2 separate regions of the Homo sapiens genome follow, and region 1 is linked to region 2. Evidence: chromatin loops called from intact Hi-C (ENCODE). Cell type or tissue: dorsolateral prefrontal cortex. All regions are shown on one strand. Links, peaks and the distances in the headings refer to the core of each region. The heading gives the core; the rest is flanking DNA. Region 1 overlaps SGPP2 (sphingosine-1-phosphate phosphatase 2). Region 2 overlaps FARSB (phenylalanyl-tRNA synthetase subunit beta).

The links. A loop is a pair of places that touch in the nucleus more often than their neighbours do. Peaks named below come from ENCODE experiments on the same cell type or tissue, not always from the same donor. Only the 100,000 strongest peaks of a DNase experiment are listed, where the experiment ranks them.
Region 1: a loop joins it to region 2, with 2.2 times the contacts of the local background. A loop is called at or near these places in 7 of 110 quality-filtered maps.

The regions. Positions count from the first base shown.
Region 1 is chr2:222,558,206-222,566,582 of GRCh38, forward strand. SGPP2 (sphingosine-1-phosphate phosphatase 2) reads left to right here. Exons shown (of 5, transcript NM_152386.4): 5 at 142-4,416. The coding sequence ends at 693. Among named protein-coding and RNA genes, the nearest start is that of FARSB, 94 kb to the right of the region's middle. In dorsolateral prefrontal cortex, for the core only: a CTCF peak has its summit at 3,821 (motif pointing left); no DNase peak of the experiment used is centred there; H3K27ac peaks cover 868 bases.
Region 2 is chr2:222,609,932-222,618,308 of GRCh38, forward strand. FARSB (phenylalanyl-tRNA synthetase subunit beta) reads right to left here. Exons shown (of 17, transcript NM_005687.5): 15 at 3,880-3,997. Among named protein-coding and RNA genes, the nearest start is that of FARSB, 42 kb to the right of the region's middle. In dorsolateral prefrontal cortex, for the core only: CTCF peaks have their summits at 1,043, 3,998 (motif pointing left) and 4,200; no DNase peak of the experiment used is centred there.

The DNA of each region.
Region 1 (8,377 bases), core at 318-8,317, 52 kb before region 2:
TTTCTTTGAACATGTACTGTAAAATAAAACAATGCAAAAATTGTGTTTTAAATATCAAATTAGCCATACTTGATTCAAATTATACCTGTATACAAGGAAACACTCATTGGTTCACACTGTTCTTTTCTCTCCTTCCCAAAGGATGTGCTGGGTGGCGTCCTGATCACCGCACTCCTCATCGTCCTCACCTACCCTGCCTGGACCTTCATCGACTGCCTGGACTCGGCCAGCCCCCTCTTCCCCGTGTGTGTCATAGTTGTGCCATTCTTCCTGTGTTACAATTACCCTGTTTCTGATTACTACAGCCCAACCCGGGCGGACACCACCACCATTCTGGCTGCCGGGGCTGGAGTGACCATAGGATTCTGGATCAACCATTTCTTCCAGCTTGTATCCAAGCCCGCTGAATCTCTCCCTGTTATTCAGAACATCCCACCACTCACCACCTACATGTTAGTTTTGGGTCTGACCAAATTTGCAGTGGGAATTGTGTTGATCCTCTTGGTTCGTCAGCTTGTACAAAATCTCTCACTGCAAGTATTATACTCATGGTTCAAGGTGGTCACCAGGAACAAGGAGGCCAGGCGGAGACTGGAGATTGAAGTGCCTTACAAGTTTGTTACCTACACATCTGTTGGCATCTGCGCTACAACCTTTGTGCCGATGCTTCACAGGTTTCTGGGATTACCCTGAGTCTCAAACAGTTGGAAACTAGCCCACTGGACATGAAAGCCAAGACATAGGAAAGTTATTGGTAGGCAAATCTTGACAACTTATTTTTCTTTAACAACAACAAAAAGTCATACGGCTGTCTTGCTACTACCAGATAAATGATGCTGCTGTGTGAAAGGAAGAACTGTCTCATAGCGGTCATTGGTCGTCCGTGGTGGTTGGTTGTGCTACAGTTGAACCCAGGCTAAAGACCATAATCCGGATCTTTAAAGGCACACACCGCGCCCCCCCCCCCCCCGCCCGGCCCCTGCTCCTCTCGCTGTTGCACGGGCTTTGGATCTAGTCATGGGCTGGCAGGAATTGTGGCCTGGCTTAGGAATAGCTATGAGCCCCACTGGGTTCTGGAGAGCCAGTAGAGATGGGGTGATCTGGGAGGCTGGAGGTAGAGCCTTTCTTTTCCGTTACAACCTTGCCTAGCATGGAGTTATTTCTAAAATGGGAACTTTGGTCTAGGAGAAGGGGTGGCACCATATGAAACGGCATTCCTTGGACAGGGTGACTTCCTTATCGTTTATTTGGTGATTTTTTGTTTTGTTTTGTTTGAGACAGGATCTTGCTCTGTTTCCCAGGCTGTATTACAGTGGCACAATCTCAGCTCACTGCAAACTCTGCCTCCCGGGCTCAAGCAATCCTCCTGCCTGAGCCAACTGAGTAGCTGGGACTGTAAGCATAGACCACCATGTGCCCAGCTAATTTTTGTAGAGACAGGGTTTCTCCATGTTGCCCAGGTACGTCTGAAACTCCTGGGCTTAAGTGATCCACCCACCTCAGCCTCCCAAAGTGCTGGGATTATAGGCATGAGCCACTGTGCCCGGCCTCCTCCTTGTTATGATCAAATTAGACTGTGCCTGGTTGGGTGGTAAGATCACTCTGAAAGAAAGCTCACTGTGAAGAGATGAAAGGTGGAGGCAGAGCTGTGAGGTCATGGGGAAAAGCCTGCTTTCCTTATAAGTCCTGCTGTTCATGTTGGAATAAGGATCTGCTCTTCCTTGTTTCCATGCATTTTGCAGGATTCCAGGTACCATTACCACACTCTTCTGACCCATGAAACCAACTGGCTGCTCACACATCACCAAACAGGTTGGGGGTTAGCCTTCAGCACAGGTGGATACATCTGGGATTCACTGAGATTCCTGCCCTCTCCTGCTTCCTAGTGGTTTGGGACAGGCCCTCTGCCCATCGTCAGCAGTTTTTTGCTTTCATACAAACCTGGAAGGCACTGGCATCTGCCTAGGAAAGTGGATCTGTGAAGAACAGATGAACTCAATCCTTTCTGGAGTCTGACAAAGAAGGGATAGGCTTCCTTGACATTGCCTGTCCTGACAAGGCCTCCCTGACATTACTCCTCCAATTTCACAGTTACCTTCTGTAAATCTATTTTCTCATCTACTGAATAGAATCAGGCGCCCTTTTTGTCTTCCCACCTCTTATCTCTTGGCAATTTTAAGGGGAATTAATGCAAGAACAACTTTAGTGTCTCTTGGGAAAACAAGCCAACCAAATACAAAACCCATTAAGCCTACTAGGGTGAGTCCTCTTAACATGGGAAGGCGATGATTATGCAAACACCGGAGTTCCCTCCTCTTCAGTTCCTAAGAATAAAGAACAGGTATCAAGAACTTTCTTTAAAGTTAGTGTAACTATAGTTAACAAAGTATCCATTGAAGTTTAGTGCCTGTAGGACTGAGCCAGTGCTTTATCAACCCAACACATCATCACCATGTGCATACTCTAGAAAAAAAAATAGCTTCCTTAAAAGTTACAGAGGCTCTTAACGTGTTAAAACCGAAAAATCACATTTTTCTTGATTTCAAATATGTTCTACGGCCTTACTGTTGGGATGATATTTAGTATGTAACTTAGCATTCCAATTTCTCAAGAATTTTTAGGCCGGGTGCGGTGGCTCATGCCTGTAATCCCAGCACTTTGGGAGGCCGAGGTGGGCGGACCACGAGGTCAGGAGATCGAGACCATCCTGGCTAACACGGTACCCCGTCTCTACTGAAAATACAAAAAAATTAGCCGGACGTGGTGGAGGGCGCCTGTAGTCCCAGCTACTCAGGAGGCTGAGGCAGGAGAATGGCGTGAACCCGGTGAGCGGAGCTTGCAGTGAGCCGAGATTGCGCCACTGCACTCCAGCCTGGGCGACAGAGCGAGACTCTCTCAAAAAAAAAAAAAAAGAATTTTTAGCAAAACATCCTGTTTTTACTTAAAATTCTTCTCATATTTATTATAGTTAGAAGGCAAAGATCAAGATGACCTGCCGTTTGACTGCTTTTACATCAAACTCTGCCCAGTATTTGCAGCACAACTCAGGGGAAGGGCCTTAGCTTACAGGTACTCCCAGCCTTCATCTGCCCCTGCAGAGCAGTGGCTGTCAGCCGGATGCGGCACTTTTCTGTATTTTCATCCACACAGCTGCCCAGCCAGAGTTCGCAACACTGGATATTTACACCAAATAATTGTGGTTGACTTGTCTGAAGCCAGCTGACAAAAGGATCAGCTTTTCCCACTTGTATTTTTTAAAAAGAGGGATTGTGATCATTGTCACAGAGTGGGTGCTGGCCTCTCATATATATGATATATATATATCATTTTATATATATATATATATCATATACATAATTTTTACTGCTGTCTCTAGTTTTAAGTCCCAACAATAGGAAGGCCGATCAGCTATATTGATATATTTAAGGCTGTACTTAACTAATTTGGGCTGAGGATGAATATATCAGCCACAGCACATTAAAGAATGAGCCAAGGATTTGTCATGGTTGGTCACTTTTTAAAGTATTTGATTACTGCAACTGGAGAATGAAAAGTGTATATTGGTGACGCCAACCTCAGTTTCTGAGCACTCCTGCTCTGTGGTGAGAATCAGACAAAAATTCATCGGGGTGAAAAAGGCATTACCTGATTCACACCCTTGTCTTGCTAGCCCTCTTCCATTCATTTCTCACACAGCACTTTGCTCTGTTAAATCCTCTCTCTGTCTCAGACCATTGCTTGCCCCTTCAAAGGGTATGGTTCAGGCTCCTTTCAAGACATTTGGAGTTTCTCTCTGGGGAAAGAGAGCCCCCTACTGGTTTGGCTTCAGTCTAGGTCCACCATCCCTCTCGATCTGGCATCTTGGAGATTAATTTAAAAGGCAAGCTCACCACAATGTAAGCCTATGGTCTGGCCAACCTTGCTTTTGGGAACTGTGACACCAAAGCCCCCAGGACTATCTGCCTCTCCAGGAGCCAGATAGAATGACATGCCTTTTTCCTAATTGTCCACATTCCACCCCCAACCCACTGCCACTGTGGGCCAAGCCATCCATCTTGCAATCTTCATCTAAAACAGCTCTCATTTCATGCCAGTTTTGCTCAAACCTGCACCGTCACAAGATATTCAGAAGATGAAAACGTAGAAGACACCCCTGAATTAAAAACACTTACATAGCAGTGGCTGGAATTACTCCAAAACGTGCCCAGTGATCGCACTGTAACATGGGATTTTCTCACCCAAATAGGCAACTCATGCTTCCTGAGTGTAATCAAAGCATGTGGTGTTTTGGGGCCATATGCACCAGGTTTCTATTTTAGAAACCTTCAGCTGTCTTGCTTATGTACTGTATGTAAATTTATTCTTTTTAAAAATCACTTTTATTTGATTTTGACTTATTAAATGCTTTAAAAGCCAGTGTTCTGTTTCCTTGCATTTTTTTCTTAACGTAGATCTTTTTCTCTGAATTCATTGGACCTGAGTTGAAAAGGGGACAAAAATAAGAGGCAGGCTACATAATTCTCTGTTCTTGTCATAATCCAATCATGTGCAAATGTTGGAGAGCCTTGGAGGACCCACAGGTGTGGTAACAAGAAAGAAGTGGCATGTTGGCATCCTTAAATCCCCTCCTCTACTCCATGATACTAAAGAACCTCCTTTTACTTTATATGGAGTTAAATGTCACTATGTTTTGAAAGGTAAATGTTGTAAGTTTTGCTAGTTAAGGTAAGTAAAAGGTTTTTAGAGATGCGTTCTCTATCTGCTGAACCAAATAAACATAACCGTCATTCAAATTCACAGTGTATCACTGCAATGATGTGGTCTGCCTTTAAGCATCCCAAATTTGCTATTTGAGATGGTACATACAGTTGACACTGCCCCTTATTTGCAAGGGCAGACCTAGGACTCTATTTGTACTTTGAGCAGGACATATGAGATGTAAAGCTCCAACCTATCCTGTGCAGTTTTCGCAGGACAGAGAAGACACAGGGGCAGAGAATTACAATTCAGGAGCCAAATGGTTAAGGCTGTAGGGAAGAGAAAACAACGACATGGGAACTGGGAGGAGGGGTAGACTGCATGAGCGAGGTTTAGAGAACAGATGGGGTTTGCACAGGGAATGTGACGGGAAGTAGGTAGGAGATGGTACTCCATGGCTAGAGAACAGCGTGTCTGAGGCACTTCCCAAACACCTCCAGCTCTTACAAGAAAAAAAACCAGACCACGTTGGTGATCGTAAGAATAACAGTGGTGGTGGTGGTGGTGAAATAAAGGATGAGCATAGGGCTGTGACACCGCAAAATCAAACCACACGAACAAGAAGTGTGAGAAGGCCCTCCCAGAGGGGGTGACGTCCAGAGGTGACTTCACAGACTCCTTTCATCACTCCTCATTCAAATACAGTTGCCCCTTGAACAACTCGGAGCTCAGGGGTGCCAACCTCCTATGCAGTAAAAATGCATATAACTTATGACTCCCCCAAAACTTAACTACTAATAGTCTGCTGTCAATGGGAAGCCTTTCTGATAGCACAATCAGTAGATTACCACATATCTTATGTTATAGGCATTATATATTGTATTCTTACAATAAAGTAAACTGGAGAAAAGAAAATGTTAAGAAAATTGTAAGGAAAATACATTTACCCTTCATTAAGTGGAAGGGGATCATCGCAAAAGTCTTCATCCTCATCTTCATGTTGAGGAGGCTGAGGAGGAGGAAGAGAGGGAAGAGGAGGGGTTGTTCTTACTGTGTCAGGGGTGGCAGAGGCAGGAGAAAATCCACATACCACTGAATGTGTACAGTTCAAACCCATCTTGTCCAAGGGTTAACTGTACTCACCAGTCAGCCCGAGCACCTTCCCCGTCTGCCATCTCTGCACGCACAGCGTCATTCCCATCCTTCTTGTTCCTCTCTTGGCAGACATGACCAACAGCTGGGACCTCCTTCTGTGTCCTTCATGCCCACTCCCTTCCCCCGTCTTCTCTTTGCTCAGTTCCCTGAACTAGTCATGTGAAACTTCATTTTCAAAATATTTTACCGTGATCCTGGCTCTTCAGAGAACTTCAAAATGCTTCAAAATGCTCCAAGTCTTTCTTTAATGATTGTGAATGAAGCCCTCATCCTCTAGTAAGAAGCTACCCAAGAGCCAAGTGGAATAGCAACATACACATATCTCATTTGAGACAAGAGATGTTTTTTCCTCGAAGCTGCTTGTGTTTTGATTTTTTTAAACTTGAATTTTAACTGCACGTATGGGTTTGCCATTAGAATTCCAGTTAAAATTTGGATTCTTCATTTCTGTGAACATAAGGCTTTAATGGGTGACTCTGTGCACACCATGCATCCATTGTTTTCTTAAAATGAGACACACCTGTAGTACAGACTTGGATATTTACAGAATGCACATTAAGAAGAATCAGAGTTAAATGTAGGCCATGAAGAGAATGCTAAATTCTTAAAACTGTAGCCACGTGAGACAGGGAGCTATACAAAGCCAAAAATAATTCTTCTTTTTCCAAGCCTGTCTATATGGCATGCAAAAAAACCAAGAAAAGTAAGGATGTAGCTAGGAGTTCCACTGTAATGCTTCTTTAACACACGCACTCAACACATCTGCTGGCCTTGCTCTCTGTATGGCAAGCCAGATTCTGCCCAATGCAGGTGTTCAAATGTCAATGCCTCTTTAATATACACAAAGATGGCCTCAGATCATTAGGGGTGAGCCAGGGTGAAAAGTGGGTCCTGCCTTAATGCCCATGCCTGCAAGAGTCTTATAATCTACCTGTATCCATGAGTGCAGATAGGAGTGAAGCCTCTTGGGCTTCCAGTCTGCAATGTCTCTGTCACGTGGAAACCTGATGGGTGCCACTGTGAGTGGGGCCAATTATGCACAGTGCACACTAAACACAGATCATTTTAGCCTTCCTAACTGGCCACTAATAAAAAGACGCTGAAGTATCCTGAAGATCAAAGAGAGATTTCCACCATGCCTCAATACAAACCCCAGTCCGGGCCTCTGCATGACAGGTGTTGTGCCTAGTGTTTTACACAAGTCATCTCACCTACATGATTTGCTTAAGGGGCACCTCTCTGTCTGGCTCTCTTGTCTCATCTGCCCCAACGTCACCCAAGTGCTCCTTGTTTAAATGTTCTGCCCAAGACACACAGCCAAAAAATCTCTAATCCCACCTATCTCCACTGGGGCTTTTTCTCTGACCTTTCCAGCACGAAATGTGACTGTTTATTCCGTGTGTCACAACTGGTTTCTTGTCAGCCCTAAGTAGTTGGTTATTGTAGGGACAGGCATATTTTATTCCTGACAAAAAGCTGTGCCATGTGGAAATCAGAACATTTCTTTTGCTATCAGGCTTGATATCAACCAGGCACACTTTCTCCACATCTTCACCTTCCCACCTAGAAGGCCAGATTTACTTCATGTCTGCAAGTCCTCTGATTCCAGCGGTGTATGCGGCAGCTCTCTTGCATAGCCTTGCCAGCGCTCCTAACGTGATGGATTCTTCCGAATGTTTTTTCTTTTCTTTTTTTCTTTTTTTGAGACAGGGTCTCACCGTGTCACCCAGGCTGGAGTACTGTGTGGTGCAATTCTGGCTCACATGGCAACTACAGGCGCACACCACGCCTAGCTAATTTTTGTATGTATGTATGTGTGTGTGTGTGTATATATATATATATATATATATTTTTTTTTATTTTTATTTTTTTTATTTTTTGTAAAGATGGGTTTTGCCATGTTGCCCAGGCTCGTCACTAACTCCTGGGCTTTGGTGATCTGCCTACCTCAGCCTCCCAAAGTGCTGGGATTACAGGCATGAGCCACCACACTGAGGCTTCAAATGTTTTCTCCTGGAGATTCATGCCTTTCCTGCCTTTCTTCAATAGAAACAAGGAAGGCCAAACCTTACAGACGAAGAATGAAAAGCTTGAGTGTGAACCTTGAGTATATTCTTAGCACACTCCATTAGTCACTTCAGAAGAAAAAAAAACCTACAGGGTTTGGTCAGACATAATTCAATTAGACCCTTTGCTGGAGATACTTACTCAACCCACAGTCTAGCTACAATATTCACTCATCCTTTCTGCCTACTAGAAAGCCAAAGCAGAGAATACCTGAACATGAAGTAGACATCGCGGAGACTCAAACCGCTTTGCTTCTGCGTTGCCCTTCTTGCTGCCTGGCCCATTTGTCAAGCACAGTCATTTGACAGCTCTTCTTTTATCTAAGCAGGTCATGTTCCCTACATGGACTCTGGTCAGGGCAAAACACTAGGCACAGCACCTGTCAAGCGGAGGCCCGGACTGGGGTTTGTATTGAGGCATGGTGGAAATCTCTCTTTGATCTTCAGGATACTTCAGT
Region 2 (8,377 bases), core at 316-8,315:
ATACAAGGCTGGGAAGGTTGGGTTTTTCCTTAATATTAGAAAACAAGTTAATGGCAACTGTTGCTCCCTTCTGAGCTACCAAGGGGCAACTGGTACATTCTCTCAGCATTATCTGTAAGAATCTGCTCACAGGTTTGTCTCCCTTAAGACTGGCAACTCTTTCTCTGATATTCTAAAGCAGTCTCTAGCAATGAAAAAGAACTTAAAAATCTTTTCCACCAATGTGCTGTGCTGAATGAGACTGCCTTGCTCATTCTTGCCACTCTATCTCTACTCTTTTGAACCAGTAGTTTAGGTACTGCTCCCACCAATGAAAATCTGAGGAATTTTCACATCAACTGGAAAACTATGGTTTAGACTTTTTTCTTCAAAAAAGTTTCATTATTTAGAAGGAAATTGCTAATGTGAATCCAACAGAGAAAAATGGTTACTGGTTTGAGAAACAGTAAAAACATGTTAATTCACTCAAAAAAAGTAGGTGACGAATTACTCAAAAAACAACATTCCTGTTTCCATAAATAAATTCCCACATTCGTCTGTTTTAGTTTTCTTATTCTAAAAATAAAAAATAGAAAAAATAGAAAATAAAAATTAAAAAAAAAGCATAACAGAACCAATTAAGTCAAAAGTTAGGATAAGAATTGGCCCCAAGTGCCTCAGCAAGGTGACATTAGCCCTTTAATGGACAGCTAAGGCTTTCAAGTCATTCTAGTAAAAAATTCCCATAAACCAGGATGCTAAATTATCTGAGCTTAGGAATTGTAAATATCTTAACAACAAGACCAAACACCAACAGTTCTTATTACGTGGCTAGAACTTTTCAAACTGCAATTTCATTTAATCCTTATAACATATCAATGAAATAAGTGCTATCATTATTCCCACTGTACAGATGAGAAAGCTGAGCCACAGAGAGAATAAACAAATTGTCCGAATTTAAGCAGCTGGTAAAGGCAGAACCATGACTCAAAGCCAAGCACTCTGGCTGCAGAGTCTCTCTATGGAACTGTGGTGCTTTGCTGCCTCCCCTGTTGTCCTCTATGTACAGCAGATGACAAGTAGGGAATCCATATGTACATTTTTAGAATACTCCATCAGAGAAGCTCATTTTGTTATGAAACAAAATCCAGGCCTACCTAAACAGAAAACATACTCCAAATAAACTAAAGCAAACCTATGTTTTCAAGATGGTAGACTTACCAAGCACATTTACCTCCCTTCATTTCTCAAATCCCATTGATGATGGAAAACTTTTTAAAAAAAGAATAAAGAAGAATGGTACAAGACAACAGGCAAAAGTAATACCAGAAATGAATCAATGGAGAAAATAGAGTGGTGTAATTATAACAAAAGACAGATATAGAAGAGGTTTCCTACAGAAATAGAACTATCCTTCCCAACGAAACAAAGTACTGCAGAAACGCAAATCTAAAAGATATATGAACTGAGTTTCTGGGATAATCACCTAAGTAATTTGTTCTTTCTTTCTTTCCTTTCTTTCTTCTTTTTGGGGGGGCGGGGGGGCGCGTGGGGGAGACAGGGTCTTACTCTGTTGCCCAGGCTGGAGTGTAGTTAGTGTAAACATAGCTTACTGTAGACTCAACCTTCTGGGCTCAAAAGGTTCTCCCACCTTGGCCTCCCAAAGTGCTGGGATTACAGGCATGAACCAACACACCTGGCCACCTAGGTGATTTGTTAGAAGATGGCCTATAGCACTAGCACTTAAGAACAGCTCTCTCAATAGGAAGTCATCCTAAGCATAAGCCTTCGGGCCAGAAAGAGAAGCAGAGTACAGTCTACACCTGGGCCTTTCCAACAAACACAAATTAAAACAAAAATAGCAAAGGCACCACTACCCAGGACTAAAATACTGCCAAGTGCCCCATCCCTACAACAGCCCCAGCTTCCTCACCCGCACCCTCTGCCTGGTTGTGAGCATGCCCAGCCCCACAGAACCGTGCATGGCCCTCAGCGAGCCCTAGCAATTAGGGAAGAGGCCTACTGCTGAAACAGTATTACAAAACTTTTGAGGAAACCTAGTGTAATTAACCTAACCCTGATTTATAAATGTAACCATATATTTATAAACATGAACAGATCATCAAGGATCAAAACAATACAAAACCCAAAGAAATAAGATGAATGGAAACAACTCAAGGCTAACAGAAAAATTTGACAATGGAATTATATCAAATTCTCAGTTATCTCTACCAGTGGAGGATTTAAGGCACAAGAACACTCAAAACTATTTGCAGCTGGCACTAAACATGTTTTCTGATTTCTATTATAGTAAATTTACCACCTAAAGAAAATTCTACATAGTGATATTAAACACGAACTTTCATTCTCTAAGGATGTGTGACTGAGATCTGTACTATGGCTCCAGCTCCAAGTTCAATATTTTATGCAGCCCTGGGCAAATTACCACTTTCTGTCTTAATTTGCCAATCCATTAAATGGGACAATATTGGGGAACAGATGGAATCCAGCCTTGGCTGGAGAGTTTGCCATGGACAGTAGTAGCTCTGGTCATACCTCTATAATTCCTAAGATAGGTCGATTTACAGTCAATAGTTGTGACTACTTTGGAAAGTTAAGAATGATATGTTTATCCTCTTCTGGAGAAATTGAGAATAAGGTCTCTGCTTTTGTCAACTGATTCAAAAGAACACACTCTGAATTCTGCAGAGTCTAGAGTAAGCATCGCTGCATAAACACTGCTAGTAATTGATCTGTTAAATCCAGAAACCAAGGAAACACAGCAATTGAGTCACTTAAGGTATTGCTCACCAAGGGACCAATGCACATACAGCTTCGAACAGTCAGATTTGTATCAGAGACTGGAGATGTGGAGTTTGAACAAGACTGAATTCCTTGGCAATCAAGTGGAGGTACTTACTAAATATATACTCATTAAATAACCACCAACCACCACATTCCAAGTGTTGGACCAAGCAACCCACTGTACTAACAAGCCCAGGGCTTACTCAAAAGTAACAAAAACTGGTAAAACACATTCGCAGTCACTGGTACAATGGTAATGGTGGACAGTCACTGCTAAACTAGAATGACATGATATCAAGTATGTTAAGACAATATGCATATAAATCACGCCATATAAGAAAATGTTCCACAGTGCTTGTCAAGTTGAGGTTTTAACAGTAATCTTCTTAATTATTAAATTCTTTGTTGAAAAATGCTTTCCATTAAAAGAAATGAGAGACATAGCAACCAAATAGCTGGACCTTAAATTCTGATTCAAATAAATTAATCATGAAAATTAAATTTATAAAACAAAACTGAAGTGGTAGTGCTTATCTTTTAGAAATACATACTAAAGTAGTTGGGCGCCAGTGGCTCATGCCTGTAATCCCAGCACTTTGGGAGGCTGAGGCGGGTGGTCAGAAGTTCGAGTCCAGCCTGGCCAACATGGTGAAACACCGTCTCTACTAAAAACACAAAAATTAGCCGGGTGTGGTGGCACATGCCTTTAATCCCTGCTGCTTAGGAGGCTGAGGCACAAGTATCACTTGAACCCAGGAGGCAGAGGTTGCAGTGAGCTGATATCAGGCCACTGCACTCCAGCCTGGGTGAAGAGTGAAACTCTGCCTCCAGGAAAAAAATAAATAAATAAATACATACTAAAGTGTTTGCTGATGAAATGATACAATGTCTATGATTCATATTAAAATAATATGGGAAGTTGATAGTGGTATAGATGAAAGAAGCCTGTCCATGTGTTGGTAACTGTTGAAGGTGGGTGCTGGGTACATAGGGGCTAATTATACTATTTTTTCTGCTTTTATGTATAGTTAAGGTTTTCATAATGAAAAAAATGTTTTAAATACACAAATCAAATCAAAGGTGACTTATTCTTACCTGTATTAGAATCTTTTATTACAATGTCAGAGATTTCAAACAGTTTCAGTGGAAGGGGCATCTTACGATTTGCTGCTATGGTCTTCAGGAGGCCAGGAAGAAGGGTAGTGCGTGCCACCTACAGGAAAAGACATGAAATTGCACTGACCAAATAGGACCCAAACAAAGACACTTGGTTAAAGACAAAGACCATGGCAGAAAGACTATGGCTTCATAGGAAGACACTTCTGGAAAATGCATTGCCCTAAAATATCCAAGTCACTTTCAATTTTCAATTCCAGGACACTGAAATTGAACTGAAAAGAACTGAAAACATTCTGGCTTCCAAATTTACAAAATGAAAAATCATAAATTTGATTAAAAAATAAACGAGAAACAAATACAACCTAAATATGTTTGCTTATATCTAAGCCTTGGTTATTTTATTCATTATCATTCATTATTTTATTTTTTCTTTTTTTAGAGACACAGTCTCACTGTTTTGCACAGGATGGAGTGCAATGGGCACAATCATAGCTCACTGCAGCCTCAAATGCCTCAAATGGCTCTAGTGATCTCCTGCCTCAGCCTCCCAAGTAGCTGGAACTACAGGTACACACCACTGCACCCAGCTAATTGATTATCATTTTAAAAACTAAAGTTTGCTTTCAAGATTTCAAATGCATGTTTGCAAGTTTTCATATCCTGCCTCATTTCACAAAGTAATTGAAATAGACTACAAGAAATACAAATGTTTAAATAGATTAAATATAGGTCAGGCACAGTGGCTCATGCCTGTAATCCCAAAGCTTTGGGAAGCCGAGGTAGGAGGAACACTTGAGGCTAGTAGTTCAAGACCAGCACGGGCAACATAGCAAAACACCACCTCCACAGATTTAAAAATTAGCTAGGTATGGATACATGCCTTTAGTTTCAGCTACTCGGGAGGCTGAGGTGGAGAATTGCCTGAGCCCAGGAGTTCAAGGTTACAATAAGCTATAATCATACCACTGCTCTCCAGCCTAGGCAACAGAGAACCTGTCTCTAAACAAATAAATAAATAAAACCATAAATAAATTAAATATGAATTAATCAGAATTAGGACCAGGAAAAATGTAAATGCAATTAAAATATCACAATGAGGAAAACAGAATACAAATATGTAGGTGCTAAAAAATATATACAGCTGCTATGGGTAGGCTGTAACTACAGTTCTAAACTTTTTATTAACTAAAGCAAATGTGAAAGAAAGCATGTACAGTCATTTCATTCTTCCTATTCCTAAGAAATGCATACCCTGGTACATTAAAAAAAAGCAAAAATTTCCTGCTTTGTCTGTAAAACATATTTCTCCCTGTAAGCTATACGGAATATATTAGCTTCCAACACATGTTACCAGAAGAGTTTTATAAGCAGTGGTGTAACATTATTGTGAGAGTCTGGGCTCTGCATTCAGACCACAAGCACTATTATCTTTTCCCCAGACTACTGCATAACATTCTTAAGCTGGCTTCTGTGCTTCCATTCCTGCCAACCTGTGGCCTATTCTCCATACGGAGTGGTCCTTTAAGATGGAAATCAGACCATGCAACTCCCCTGGTCAAAAATCTGCAAGAGGTTTCCATTAAATTTTGAATAAAATCCATGGCCTACCTGGGGCCCTATGTGATGTGCCCTGACTCCCTCTCTACCCTCAACCCCTGCTGCTTCCGCAGGCTTACTGCACTCCAGCCACACTGGAGGCCACACTGGTCAGCAAGATTTCCATCCTGGGGCCTCCATGCTTACTCTGCTCCTACATTCTTCCTCTAGGTTCACATGTGGCTTCCTTCCTTCCTTCAAGTGTCTGCTCAAATGTTCTCTCCTACAGAGGTTTGCCCTGAACACCCAAGCTAAAACACAGACACTCTTAGATCCTGCACAAGTAACCATAAGACCCTAAATGGAATTGTTAGATTGTGTTTTGAATGAAAAAGAGAACGTCTTTCCCATCACACTCACTATACCAACAAGCTGCTACTCGCCTTCAACTTGGTGCTTCTTAAATATTATTCATTTTCCCCATTGGAGGGCAAGTGCCCAAACCATTCACAAAAACAAAACTACAATGTTAAAAGTTAAAAGGAAATTTAACTTATTGAAATATAATAAACAAACTACTGTTATAGAAAACTTTTCTTAATTTTATCAGTGTATTTTATAGATATGCCTTATTTGCATATTTAAAAACCTACAGAAATACAAAAAATTAAACCTGAATCTGATCAAGCTTCTATATCCAACTACCAATTTACTGGAAATTTAGGGGGCCATTGGAACATATTCAGCAAAATCCTAAATGTAAGAATTCTATAGGACAAATGACTCAGTTTCTTCAACAAACTGAAAGGAAAAGAAAGACGGAAGGATGAGAGGTGCAAGTTGTAGATTAACAGAGACATGAAAAGCATATAAATCAATGTCAATGTATGAACCACATTTGAATCCGAACTCAAACTGTTAAAAAAAAAAATTGATGGGAGGCCAAGATGGGCGGATCACGAGGTCAGGAGATTGAGACCATCCTGGCCAACACGGTGAAACCCCGTCTCTACTAAAAATACAAAAATTAGCTGGGCGCGGCAGCGCGTGCCTGTAGTCCCAGCTACTCGGGAGGCTGAGGCAGGAGAATTGCTTGAACCCAGAAGGCGGAAGTTGCAGTGAGCCAAGATTGCACCACTGCACTCCAGCCTGGCAACAGAGTGAGACTCCATCTCAAAAAAAAAAAAAAAAAAAAAATGACAATTGGGAAAACTAAAACAATGACTGGATATGTGAGGTGATTAAGGAATATTATTGTTAATTTGGAAGGGGTGTGGTAATATTCTGTAAGTTTGTTTATTGTCACTATAATAAAATTTTACATATTTTAGCCAAGTTACATTTTTATCTTGCCCATTCTCCAACATATTTACTATCAAAAAAGAGCCCAAAGTTAAGAATTATGCAGGAGAAGGAAAGGATTTAGACAAGAAACTGAGTTATAGGCCCATGAAGAACTTTACATTTAACTTAACCATAAATATAAACCTCTTAGCCAAATTAATGATGGTAGGACTCACCTGTTGGTAAAGCAAGGTAAAATATAGAATCTGTTAGGTCAAAAGACAGGCACTCTCTTTGATCTTTAAGGTACTTTATGCAGAAAGATTGATTCTTTTTTTTTTTTTTTTTTTTTTTTTTGAGACGGAGTCTCGCTCTGTCGCCCAGGTCGGACTGCGGACTGCAGTGGCGCAATCTCGGCTCACTGCAAGCTCCGCTTCCCGGGTTCACGCCATTCTCCTGCCTCAGCCTCCCGAGTAGCTGGGACTACAGGCGCCCGCCACCGCGCCCGGCTAATTTTTTGTATTTTTAGTAGAGACGGGGTTTCACCTTGTTAGCCAGGATGGTCTCGATCTCCTGACCTCATGATCCACCCGCCTCGGCCTCCCAAGAAAGATTGATTCTTAAGTGTGCTAAGCCACAGCTATTTATAGTGACATTTAATGCATTTCTGATTATTTTCCTTCCACTTATATAAAATAGAAAAGACAGGATGTAAATCCTGAAGAACATAACAGTTACCACATCTTAAGAAATCTATCAAGCTTCACTAGGGGAATACAAGGCGAAGAGAGAGGTGGGGAGCAAGAGCTGAAAAACTACCTATTGGGTACTATGCTCACTACTGGGTGACGGGTTCAGTCACACTCCAAACCTCAACATCATGCAATATACCTTTGTAATTAGACCCACGCATGTACTAACTGAATCTAAAATAAAAGTTGACAAAAGGCCAAGCGAGGTGGCTCACACTTGTCATCCCAGCACTCTGGGAGGCCATGGTGGGTGGATCACTTGAGGCCGGGAGTTCGAGACCAGCCTGTCCAACATGGTAAAACCCCATCTCTATTAAAGTACAAAAATTAGCAAGGTATGGTAGCACACACCTGTAATCCCAGCTACTCGGGAGGCTGGGGCACAAGAATCGCTTGAACCCAAGAGGCGGAGGTTGCAGTGAGCCAAGATCAGGACACTGCACTTCAGCCTGGGCAAGAGAGCGAAGCTCTGTCTCAAAAAATAAATAAAAATAAAATAAAGTTTTTTAAAAAAGTAATCAAGCTAGATAAGTAAAACTGGGAGAAAAAGGTACATTTCGAATAAGCAAAAATCCATTAAGATTTACTGAAAAATCATTCTATGCAAATGAATTTGAATACCTCTTATTAAAAGGAACACCATGGGCAAACTTTAAAAGCAATAGGAAACTAGACCTCAGAAAATAAAATATAACAACTCATTACTACAATCCTTCCAAAATTAGTATAAGGATTCTTCAAAGTTCTGACCCTAAGTATAGATAAAGAATTCATATACTTGATATATATTACCAATTAGTTCTTTAATTAGTCTAGCTCTAATCTACAACATTAGCAGGTGGTTCTATAGATAAACTTTAGAATTTTTAAATTTAGTTTTAAACACTTTTAGAACTTTTAGA